2 separate regions of the Homo sapiens genome follow, and region 2 is linked to region 1. A link is a loop called in an ENCODE intact Hi-C map of the cell type or tissue named here. Cell type or tissue: CD14-positive monocyte. All regions are shown on one strand. Each heading gives the region's core, and the rest is flanking DNA. Links, peaks and the distances in the headings are about the cores only. Region 1 overlaps AICDA (activation induced cytidine deaminase). Region 2 overlaps LOC124902872 (a long non-coding RNA gene).

Region 1 (5,385 bases), core at 252-5,251:
ATTATTTTTAACCCGCTTGTTTCTGGTTTGCACGGCTGGGGATGCAGCTAGGGTTCTGCCTCAGGGAGCACAGCTGTCCAGAGCAGCTGTCAGCCTGCAAGCCTGAAACACTCCCTCGGTAAAGTCCTTCCTACTCAGGACAGAAATGACGAGAACAGGGAGCTGGAAACAGGCCCCTAACCAGAGAAGGGAAGTAATGGATCAACAAAGTTAACTAGCAGGTCAGGATCACGCAATTCATTTCACTCTGACTGGTAACATGTGACAGAAACAGTGTAGGCTTATTGTATTTTCATGTAGAGTAGGACCCAAAAATCCACCCAAAGTCCTTTATCTATGCCACATCCTTCTTATCTATACTTCCAGGACACTTTTTCTTCCTTATGATAAGGCTCTCTCTCTCTCCACACACACACACACACACACACACACACACACACACACACACACAAACACACACCCCGCCAACCAAGGTGCATGTAAAAAGATGTAGATTCCTCTGCCTTTCTCATCTACACAGCCCAGGAGGGTAAGTTAATATAAGAGGGATTTATTGGTAAGAGATGATGCTTAATCTGTTTAACACTGGGCCTCAAAGAGAGAATTTCTTTTCTTCTGTACTTATTAAGCACCTATTATGTGTTGAGCTTATATATACAAAGGGTTATTATATGCTAATATAGTAATAGTAATGGTGGTTGGTACTATGGTAATTACCATAAAAATTATTATCCTTTTAAAATAAAGCTAATTATTATTGGATCTTTTTTAGTATTCATTTTATGTTTTTTATGTTTTTGATTTTTTAAAAGACAATCTCACCCTGTTACCCAGGCTGGAGTGCAGTGGTGCAATCATAGCTTTCTGCAGTCTTGAACTCCTGGGCTCAAGCAATCCTCCTGCCTTGGCCTCCCAAAGTGTTGGGATACAGTCATGAGCCACTGCATCTGGCCTAGGATCCATTTAGATTAAAATATGCATTTTAAATTTTAAAATAATATGGCTAATTTTTACCTTATGTAATGTGTATACTGGCAATAAATCTAGTTTGCTGCCTAAAGTTTAAAGTGCTTTCCAGTAAGCTTCATGTACGTGAGGGGAGACATTTAAAGTGAAACAGACAGCCAGGTGTGGTGGCTCACGCCTGTAATCCCAGCACTCTGGGAGGCTGAGGTGGGTGGATCGCTTGAGCCCTGGAGTTCAAGACCAGCCTGAGCAACATGGCAAAACGCTGTTTCTATAACAAAAATTAGCCGGGCATGGTGGCATGTGCCTGTGGTCCCAGCTACTAGGGGGCTGAGGCAGGAGAATCGTTGGAGCCCAGGAGGTCAAGGCTGCACTGAGCAGTGCTTGCGCCACTGCACTCCAGCCTGGGTGACAGGACCAGACCTTGCCTCAAAAAAATAAGAAGAAAAATTAAAAATAAATGGAAACAACTACAAAGAGCTGTTGTCCTAGATGAGCTACTTAGTTAGGCTGATATTTTGGTATTTAACTTTTAAAGTCAGGGTCTGTCACCTGCACTACATTATTAAAATATCAATTCTCAATGTATATCCACACAAAGACTGGTACGTGAATGTTCATAGTACCTTTATTCACAAAACCCCAAAGTAGAGACTATCCAAATATCCATCAACAAGTGAACAAATAAACAAAATGTGCTATATCCATGCAATGGAATACCACCCTGCAGTACAAAGAAGCTACTTGGGGATGAATCCCAAAGTCATGACGCTAAATGAAAGAGTCAGACATGAAGGAGGAGATAATGTATGCCATACGAAATTCTAGAAAATGAAAGTAACTTATAGTTACAGAAAGCAAATCAGGGCAGGCATAGAGGCTCACACCTGTAATCCCAGCACTTTGAGAGGCCACGTGGGAAGATTGCTAGAACTCAGGAGTTCAAGACCAGCCTGGGCAACACAGTGAAACTCCATTCTCCACAAAAATGGGAAAAAAAGAAAGCAAATCAGTGGTTGTCCTGTGGGGAGGGGAAGGACTGCAAAGAGGGAAGAAGCTCTGGTGGGGTGAGGGTGGTGATTCAGGTTCTGTATCCTGACTGTGGTAGCAGTTTGGGGTGTTTACATCCAAAAATATTCGTAGAATTATGCATCTTAAATGGGTGGAGTTTACTGTATGTAAATTATACCTCAATGTAAGAAAAAATAATGTGTAAGAAAACTTTCAATTCTCTTGCCAGCAAACGTTATTCAAATTCCTGAGCCCTTTACTTCGCAAATTCTCTGCACTTCTGCCCCGTACCATTAGGTGACAGCACTAGCTCCACAAATTGGATAAATGCATTTCTGGAAAAGACTAGGGACAAAATCCAGGCATCACTTGTGCTTTCATATCAACCATGCTGTACAGCTTGTGTTGCTGTCTGCAGCTGCAATGGGGACTCTTGATTTCTTTAAGGAAACTTGGGTTACCAGAGTATTTCCACAAATGCTATTCAAATTAGTGCTTATGATATGCAAGACACTGTGCTAGGAGCCAGAAAACAAAGAGGAGGAGAAATCAGTCATTATGTGGGAACAACATAGCAAGATATTTAGATCATTTTGACTAGTTAAAAAAGCAGCAGAGTACAAAATCACACATGCAATCAGTATAATCCAAATCATGTAAATATGTGCCTGTAGAAAGACTAGAGGAATAAACACAAGAATCTTAACAGTCATTGTCATTAGACACTAAGTCTAATTATTATTATTAGACACTATGATATTTGAGATTTAAAAAATCTTTAATATTTTAAAATTTAGAGCTCTTCTATTTTTCCATAGTATTCAAGTTTGACAATGATCAAGTATTACTCTTTCTTTTTTTTTTTTTTTTTTTTTTTTTGAGATGGAGTTTTGGTCTTGTTGCCCATGCTGGAGTGGAATGGCATGACCATAGCTCACTGCAACCTCCACCTCCTGGGTTCAAGCAAAGCTGTCGCCTCAGCCTCCCGGGTAGATGGGATTACAGGCGCCCACCACCACACTCGGCTAATGTTTGTATTTTTAGTAGAGATGGGGTTTCACCATGTTGGCCAGGCTGGTCTCAAACTCCTGACCTCAGAGGATCCACCTGCCTCAGCCTCCCAAAGTGCTGGGATTACAGATGTAGGCCACTGCGCCCGGCCAAGTATTGCTCTTATACATTAAAAAACAGGTGTGAGCCACTGCGCCCAGCCAGGTATTGCTCTTATACATTAAAAAATAGGCCGGTGCAGTGGCTCACGCCTGTAATCCCAGCACTTTGGGAAGCCAAGGCGGGCAGAACACCCGAGGTCAGGAGTCCAAGGCCAGCCTGGCCAAGATGGTGAAACCCCGTCTCTATTAAAAATACAAACATTACCTGGGCATGATGGTGGGCGCCTGTAATCCCAGCTACTCAGGAGGCTGAGGCAGGAGGATCCGCGGAGCCTGGCAGATCTGCCTGAGCCTGGGAGGTTGAGGCTACAGTAAGCCAAGATCATGCCAGTATACTTCAGCCTGGGCGACAAAGTGAGACCGTAACAAAAAAAAAAAAATTTAAAAAAAGAAATTTAGATCAAGATCCAACTGTAAAAAGTGGCCTAAACACCACATTAAAGAGTTTGGAGTTTATTCTGCAGGCAGAAGAGAACCATCAGGGGGTCTTCAGCATGGGAATGGCATGGTGCACCTGGTTTTTGTGAGATCATGGTGGTGACAGTGTGGGGAATGTTATTTTGGAGGGACTGGAGGCAGACAGACCGGTTAAAAGGCCAGCACAACAGATAAGGAGGAAGAAGATGAGGGCTTGGACCGAAGCAGAGAAGAGCAAACAGGGAAGGTACAAATTCAAGAAATATTGGGGGGTTTGAATCAACACATTTAGATGATTAATTAAATATGAGGACTGAGGAATAAGAAATGAGTCAAGGATGGTTCCAGGCTGCTAGGCTGCTTACCTGAGGTGGCAAAGTCGGGAGGAGTGGCAGTTTAGGACAGGGGGCAGTTGAGGAATATTGTTTTGATCATTTTGAGTTTGAGGTACAAGTTGGACACTTAGGTAAAGACTGGAGGGGAAATCTGAATATACAATTATGGGACTGAGGAACAAGTTTATTTTATTTTTTGTTTCGTTTTCTTGTTGAAGAACAAATTTAATTGTAATCCCAAGTCATCAGCATCTAGAAGACAGTGGCAGGAGGTGACTGTCTTGTGGGTAAGGGTTTGGGGTCCTTGATGAGTATCTCTCAATTGGCCTTAAATATAAGCAGGAAAAGGAGTTTATGATGGATTCCAGGCTCAGCAGGGCTCAGGAGGGCTCAGGCAGCCAGCAGAGGAAGTCAGAGCATCTTCTTTGGTTTAGCCCAAGTAATGACTTCCTTAAAAAGCTGAAGGAAAATCCAGAGTGACCAGATTATAAACTGTACTCTTGCATTTTCTCTCCCTCCTCTCACCCACAGCCTCTTGATGAACCGGAGGAAGTTTCTTTACCAATTCAAAAATGTCCGCTGGGCTAAGGGTCGGCGTGAGACCTACCTGTGCTACGTAGTGAAGAGGCGTGACAGTGCTACATCCTTTTCACTGGACTTTGGTTATCTTCGCAATAAGGTATCAATTAAAGTCGGCTTTGCAAGCAGTTTAATGGTCAACTGTGAGTGCTTTTAGAGCCACCTGCTGATGGTATTACTTCCATCCTTTTTTGGCATTTGTGTCTCTATCACATTCCTCAAATCCTTTTTTTTATTTCTTTTTCCATGTCCATGCACCCATATTAGACATGGCCCAAAATATGTGATTTAATTCCTCCCCAGTAATGCTGGGCACCCTAATACCACTCCTTCCTTCAGTGCCAAGAACAACTGCTCCCAAACTGTTTACCAGCTTTCCTCAGCATCTGAATTGCCTTTGAGATTAATTAAGCTAAAAGCATTTTTATATGGGAGAATATTATCAGCTTGTCCAAGCAAAAATTTTAAATGTGAAAAACAAATTGTGTCTTAAGCATTTTTGAAAATTAAGGAAGAAGAATTTGGGAAAAAATTAACGGTGGCTCAATTCTGTCTTCCAAATGATTTCTTTTCCCTCCTACTCACATGGGTCGTAGGCCAGTGAATACATTCAACATGGTGATCCCCAGAAAACTCAGAGAAGCCTCGGCTGATGATTAATTAAATTGATCTTTCGGCTACCCGAGAGAATTACATTTCCAAGAGACTTCTTCACCAAAATCCAGATGGGTTTACATAAACTTCTGCCCACGGGTATCTCCTCTCTCCTAACACGCTGTGACGTCTGGGCTTGGTGGAATCTCAGGGAAGCATCCGTGGGGTGGAAGGTCATCGTCTGGCTCGTTGTTTGATGGTTATATTACCATGCAATTTTCTTTGCCTACATTTGTATTGAATACATCCCA
Region 2 (5,385 bases), core at 243-5,242, 54 kb after region 1:
GATTTCTTAAAGTGGATCCATTACCTACAGTAGCATGCTCCAACTTCATAACTGTTTTTAATCTTACAAACTCCATGAACTTTGTCTATGGTCTCTAATCAAGCATAATGTTAAATTTAGATGTAATTGGCCTTACAGTTTTCATGTTCACAGTGGATTAGATACAGCAGGTCTAAAGAGGTTGAAGGGAAAAAAATATAAAAACCAAAAAGTGACATTAGTGAAAAGAAAGCCGAAAATAGTGAGAAATCAAAATATACAACTAAGTCTGGAATTAAATAGTCAAGGAAAAAACAATCATATACATGTCAGTATCCATTGCACTGTATTTCTAAACTGTGTTCAGAAAACATCTTTTTACAACAATGACCCTACGTGATTAAGAAATCTCAAATTATTTTCAGCATATTCCGATTAAGAAAGTATGAAAATGAATATCATTGTTAGGAAGATGTTTGCTACACGTATTAAAAGTACCAATGCAAAGCAAAATTTTAAAACATCTTAAAATGGTATTTAAAAAACTCACCTTAAGAAAAAAACTTCAGTTTCTGAAAATGGATAAACAAGAACGAGAAAAGCATCCCTTGACATCTGGGAGCTAACGTGACACTCAGAGGACCTCTCCATGGCCTTGTCCTGTGCAGCAGAAAACTGTCACAGAACACCAACTTCAGACAAGGAGCAAGATGAAAACAAGACTACTTCGCAATCATGGACACACAATAAAAGCAGAAAAGCATAAACATTTTTCAAACCACCAAAATGACCACACATCTTCCTATTCTGACTACTATGGGTTAGTGTTGTTTCTTTACCAAATAAAGCTTCAGACTTCTTGTAGTTATTCTTCCTTCTAGAAAAGATTTATCAAGATACTCAATGGTAGAATTAGTCTCATTTCCTGACAGCAACTGCATTAGTCAAGGCCCTCCAGAGAAGCAGAGTCAATAGAATATAAAGAGATATAGAAAAGGAAACTTTTTAGGGGAATTGACTCACATAATTATGGAGGCTGAAAAGTCCCATCAGCTGCCATCAGCAAGCTGAAGAATGAGGAAAGCCAGGGGTGTGATTCAGCCTGAGTTTGAAGGCCTAAGAACAAGGGGAGCTGATGCTGTACTCTCAGTCCGAGGCTAAAGGTCTGAGAGCCCCAGGGCTGGGAGGTAGGAAAGTCTGGTCTAAGCCTCCAAGTCCAAAGGCCCAAGAAACCAAAGCTCCATGTCCAAGGCCAGGAGAAGATGGAGCCCCAGCTCAAGGAGAAAGAGAGAGTAAATTCCTCCTTTTTCCACCTTTTTGTTCTACCTGGGCCCTCAGCAGATTGGGTGATGCCCACTCACGTTGGTGAGGGTAATCTTCTCCACTCAGTCTACTGATTGAAAAGGTCATCTCCTCCAGAAACACCCGCACAGACACACCAAAAATAATGTTTACCAGCTGTCTGGGCATGTAATTCAGTCAAGTTGACACATAATATTAACCATCACGGCATCCAATCCAGAACAAAACCCTGCTTGTTTAAACCCTCTCCAAACTACCTAACATCAGCCCAAATCCTATAATAAATTATTTCTAACACCCTCTTATGAAGCACCACAAGGTCCTCCATGGCATGCATTTTCCCTCACTGCAAAAAAACACAACTTGTTTAACTACAGGTGTGTTCCTGGTGGTCTTTGAATGAAGACATTGACAGAAAGTAGCACAGCATGCTGGTTAAAGACTGTTTTTATTCGAATCCTGGCTTTGCCAATCAACAGCTGCATAAATTAAACTCTTGACCTCAACTCCCTTATTTGTAAAACAAGGATAACAAAAATACATTTTTTGTAAGGTTGGGTTGAGGATTAAATAACAGAAGATGATCTCTTAACTAATTTTAGCTGTAGAAAACAGAATATCTAACCAAATTGGCTTTAAAAATAAATGTTAAAAACCTGTTAACATTTATCTCACATTACGTTAGTTTAAGATGGCCTGAGAGTTTGATGGGTGGTTCGTTGATGTCAAATGAATCCAAGTGCTTCACATCTTTCCACTGTAACCTCATCCTGTGTCCCGAGTGCTGCCACGTGCATGGTTGCAGGATGCTGTGGCCTCAAGTGTCACACCTGCAACACTTCAGTCTTAAAAACTAGGAAGTAAGGAGGACAGCAGCCTTCTCTTACATCTTTCTGTTTTGGGCAGAGAGAAAACCCTTTTCCAGAATTCCTACCAACAAATCTTCCCCTTTTGTCTCCTTCCTGAGAGTCAACATTGTGCTAGCTCCAAGCTGGGATTCTAGAGCTGCATTGTCTGAAATAGAATCCTGGCTCCACCGCTGACTGACTATGTGACCAGGGCAAGTTACTTAAGCCTCACTATATGTTAATTTTTCACTTATAAAATGGGAATAATAGTATCCACATCAAGAGCTGATATGAAGATTGATTACATATGTATGTATATATGTGACAGAGCGCTTAGAACAGTGCCAGACACATGTTAAGTGTGAGTGCTAATTCTTATGATGTGCTATGTCACATGGTCATTCATACAAAGGAGGCTGTGAATGGATGTACGTGGCCTTTTTAGCCTCTTTCTTAGAAGGGAGGCTGTGCTAACAAAGAAGAAATGGAAATGAAAAAGGTTCTTGCATAGGCCAACCGTGTATGCCACTACCTGTAGAGTATTTTGAAGAGTGCTTAGCACAGAGTAAGTTCTAATAAATAATCTTCATTATTTGTCATAATAGTCTTTCCTCATCAAGTGACAAAATACTCTGGAACAAGTGAGCATTTAATAAATAGATCTCCAAATCCAGCAACATTAATGTACTCCTCCTTTATGTGGCCAGCCACATTCCTGCACCGCCCTGCAGACTCCGTGGACACAAGTGGCTATGACTCAGTGGCAGGAAATGATGCCACATGATGCCTAAGGATGCAGGGAGGTCATTAGGCTCAAAGAAAGTGTTTTTGCAGGGACTTGTCCCCATCTGTGGAGATGTGCTGAAGGCCTTACTCCTCCTGCTCAGGCACCTGCCTGCTCAGGCGAGGCACCTGCTATACTTACTCTGCCTCTATGGGGGCCGCCACATTGCTATAGCAAATGGTCCCCAAAAATATCCACTGAGGGAAGAAGCAGGGCAGCTTTCTCTCTCAGTCATCAGTGTTGGTCTGTTTACTCAATTTAATTTCTGAATTTTCTTTATCTCACTATTTAGGTTGCTTGCTCAGCAAATTCCTGATCTATGACTCAGACTCCAGGACCTCAGACCATTGTCTTGAGCTTCAGGCTCTGATTAGTTCATCTCATAGAACTATTTTATTGGTTAAAAAAAAATAGCACACTACGGTGGAAAGCACACTTGACCATCTAGAGTTATGGATTCTAGCTATATCTGGACCACAAATTAAATGTGTGATTAGGTTAAATTAGTTATTCTTTTTTTTTTTTGAGATGGGGTTTTGCTTTTGTTGCCCAGGCTGCAGTGCAGTGATGCGATCTCGGCTCACTGCAACCTCCGCCTCCCAGTTTCAAGCAATTCTCTGGCCTCAGTCTCCCAAGTAGCCAGGATTACAGGTGCCCGCCACGATGCCTGGCTAATTTTTATATTTTTAGTAGAGATGAAGTTTCACCATGTTGGCCAGGCTGGTCTTGAACTCCTGACCTCAGGTGACCCACCCACCTCGGCCTCTCAAAGTGCTGGGATTACAGGTGTGAGCCATCACACCTGGCCAAATCAGTTATTTTTTATTTTATATTTATTTTATATTTTATTTTATATTTATATTATTATTAAAATGATGAGTTCAAACCTGATGAACAAAAGTTTTCTTATTTCTCTATAATTGTAACCTTTGGAGTATATTGCACTCAGTTTTCTAAGGGTCTAAAAAGTCCAGAAACTCTCCGCAGAACTGCGTGTCTCTTGGTTACTTATTAGATAATTTATCTTAAAACATCTGGTCCTCTATTTTTTAAGTACTGAAAAACATAAATTAGGAATATCTGGGCAATATTAACAACTACAACCAAATCTTTGGATTTCTGAGTAATTATAAATTATGCAAAATCTACTTAACTTCATGTTTACTGAACAAAACATTTCGGAAGGTCCGCTCAGCAGGTAAGTCATTAGGCTCATCTTCAGGTAATCAATGACAAACTTATAAATATAGGACATTCAAATTCTTGCATTCCTGGGATAGACATCCACAGAATAAAAAATTTCTGGGTGCAGTTGCCTCAATCCACCTGTCAGAGTGAATTTAATCCTACCACTAATCCACTTCTCTTGGTCTGAAAGACTTCTCTAAAATATAATAGCTGAAAATATAAAAGGAAGTCTTCGTTAATTTCTAACAAAATCATGCCTCATATGAGGTCATGGAGGTAGGTTAGTAGGAAGGACAGATGTTACATAGTAACAAGAAACAGTTCTCTCTTAAGGTGAGCTAACTGTGGTGATCCACCAGAGGCGGTGCTAGAGGGTGCCTGGCAAACAAATGGACACGGTATGATAGAGGGTCTTGGTTGAAGCATCAGATGTGGACCACGAGAACAGTGACAGGGAGCAGGTGCTACTCTAACAAACTTTAGCAACTTTCTGATTGTGCTGAGCAACAGGTCTCCTAACACCCCATTGAGACCAGATGCCAAAGTTGGCATCTCCTAAAGGCAATATTGTTTTTATTGCTATGATAAAAAGTTCACGTTCATTCATTAATATTGTTATTACTTTTCTCTCCTTTCACTCGCAAACAGAAATTACAGGCCTTGAGAAGTTAATGGCCTCTGGCTGTGCACCTGCCTCCAATTAGTACCGAGGCAATAGGTGAAAAATATGTTTGGAAGCATGCAAACCTCCAGGGGCTGGTTAATGCCCTATTAAACCTGATATTTTAGAAAAGTTCTGAGCCATGGAGTTGTATTCTGTTTTTGGATTGTCAACAAGATCAACACCTCTGGCAGTTCAAATAATTGCCTGGCCCAAGAGGCTGAATAAATTAGAAAAGTTAAAAAGAAGTAAAAAGTAACGCTGACAAGTTCCTGCAAACAAAATAGCCTTTCAGGCTCACTGATATGACAAACTGAGCCTATGAAGAGCAGCAAAATTAAAAATCAAACTGCAGATTTAAAACAGAATATTTTGTTTTAAAAGTCTCCACAATAAGCTTTTTAGAAAAGATAACTTTAGAGTTATAAAAGAGTTGCAAAAATAGCACAGACTTCCCTTCTGCCCTTTATGCAGTTTTCCCTTATGTTAATATCGTACATAATAATAAAATAATAATATTTTACATATTGTACATAATAATAAAATAAACGAAGGAATTATCCTTGGTATGATACTCCTAGTAAATATAGAACTTTTTTTGAATGTCACCAATTTTCCCATCA

Evidence for each region. Hi-C counts contacts between places; a loop is a spot of excess contacts. Peaks named below come from ENCODE experiments on the same cell type or tissue, not always from the same donor. Only the 100,000 strongest peaks of a DNase experiment are listed, where the experiment ranks them.
Region 2: a loop joins it to region 1, with 3 times the contacts of the local background. A loop is called at or near these places in 72 of 110 quality-filtered maps.

The regions. Positions count from the first base shown.
Region 1 is chr12:8,606,060-8,611,444 of GRCh38, reverse strand. It overlaps AICDA (activation induced cytidine deaminase), which reads left to right. Exons shown (of 5, transcript NM_020661.4): 2 at 4,433-4,580. Among named protein-coding and RNA genes, the nearest start is that of AICDA, 4.1 kb to the left of the region's middle. In CD14-positive monocyte, for the core only: CTCF peaks have their summits at 2,082 and 2,292; DNase peaks (open chromatin) are centred at 2,034 and 2,274; H3K4me3 peaks cover 916 bases; H3K27ac peaks cover 972 bases.
Region 2 is chr12:8,552,495-8,557,879 of GRCh38, reverse strand. The region is part of intron 2 of LOC124902872 (a long non-coding RNA gene); the gene reads left to right. Among named protein-coding and RNA genes, the nearest start is that of CLEC4E, 14 kb to the right of the region's middle. In CD14-positive monocyte, for the core only: no CTCF peak of the experiment used is centred there; a DNase peak (open chromatin) is centred at 2,889.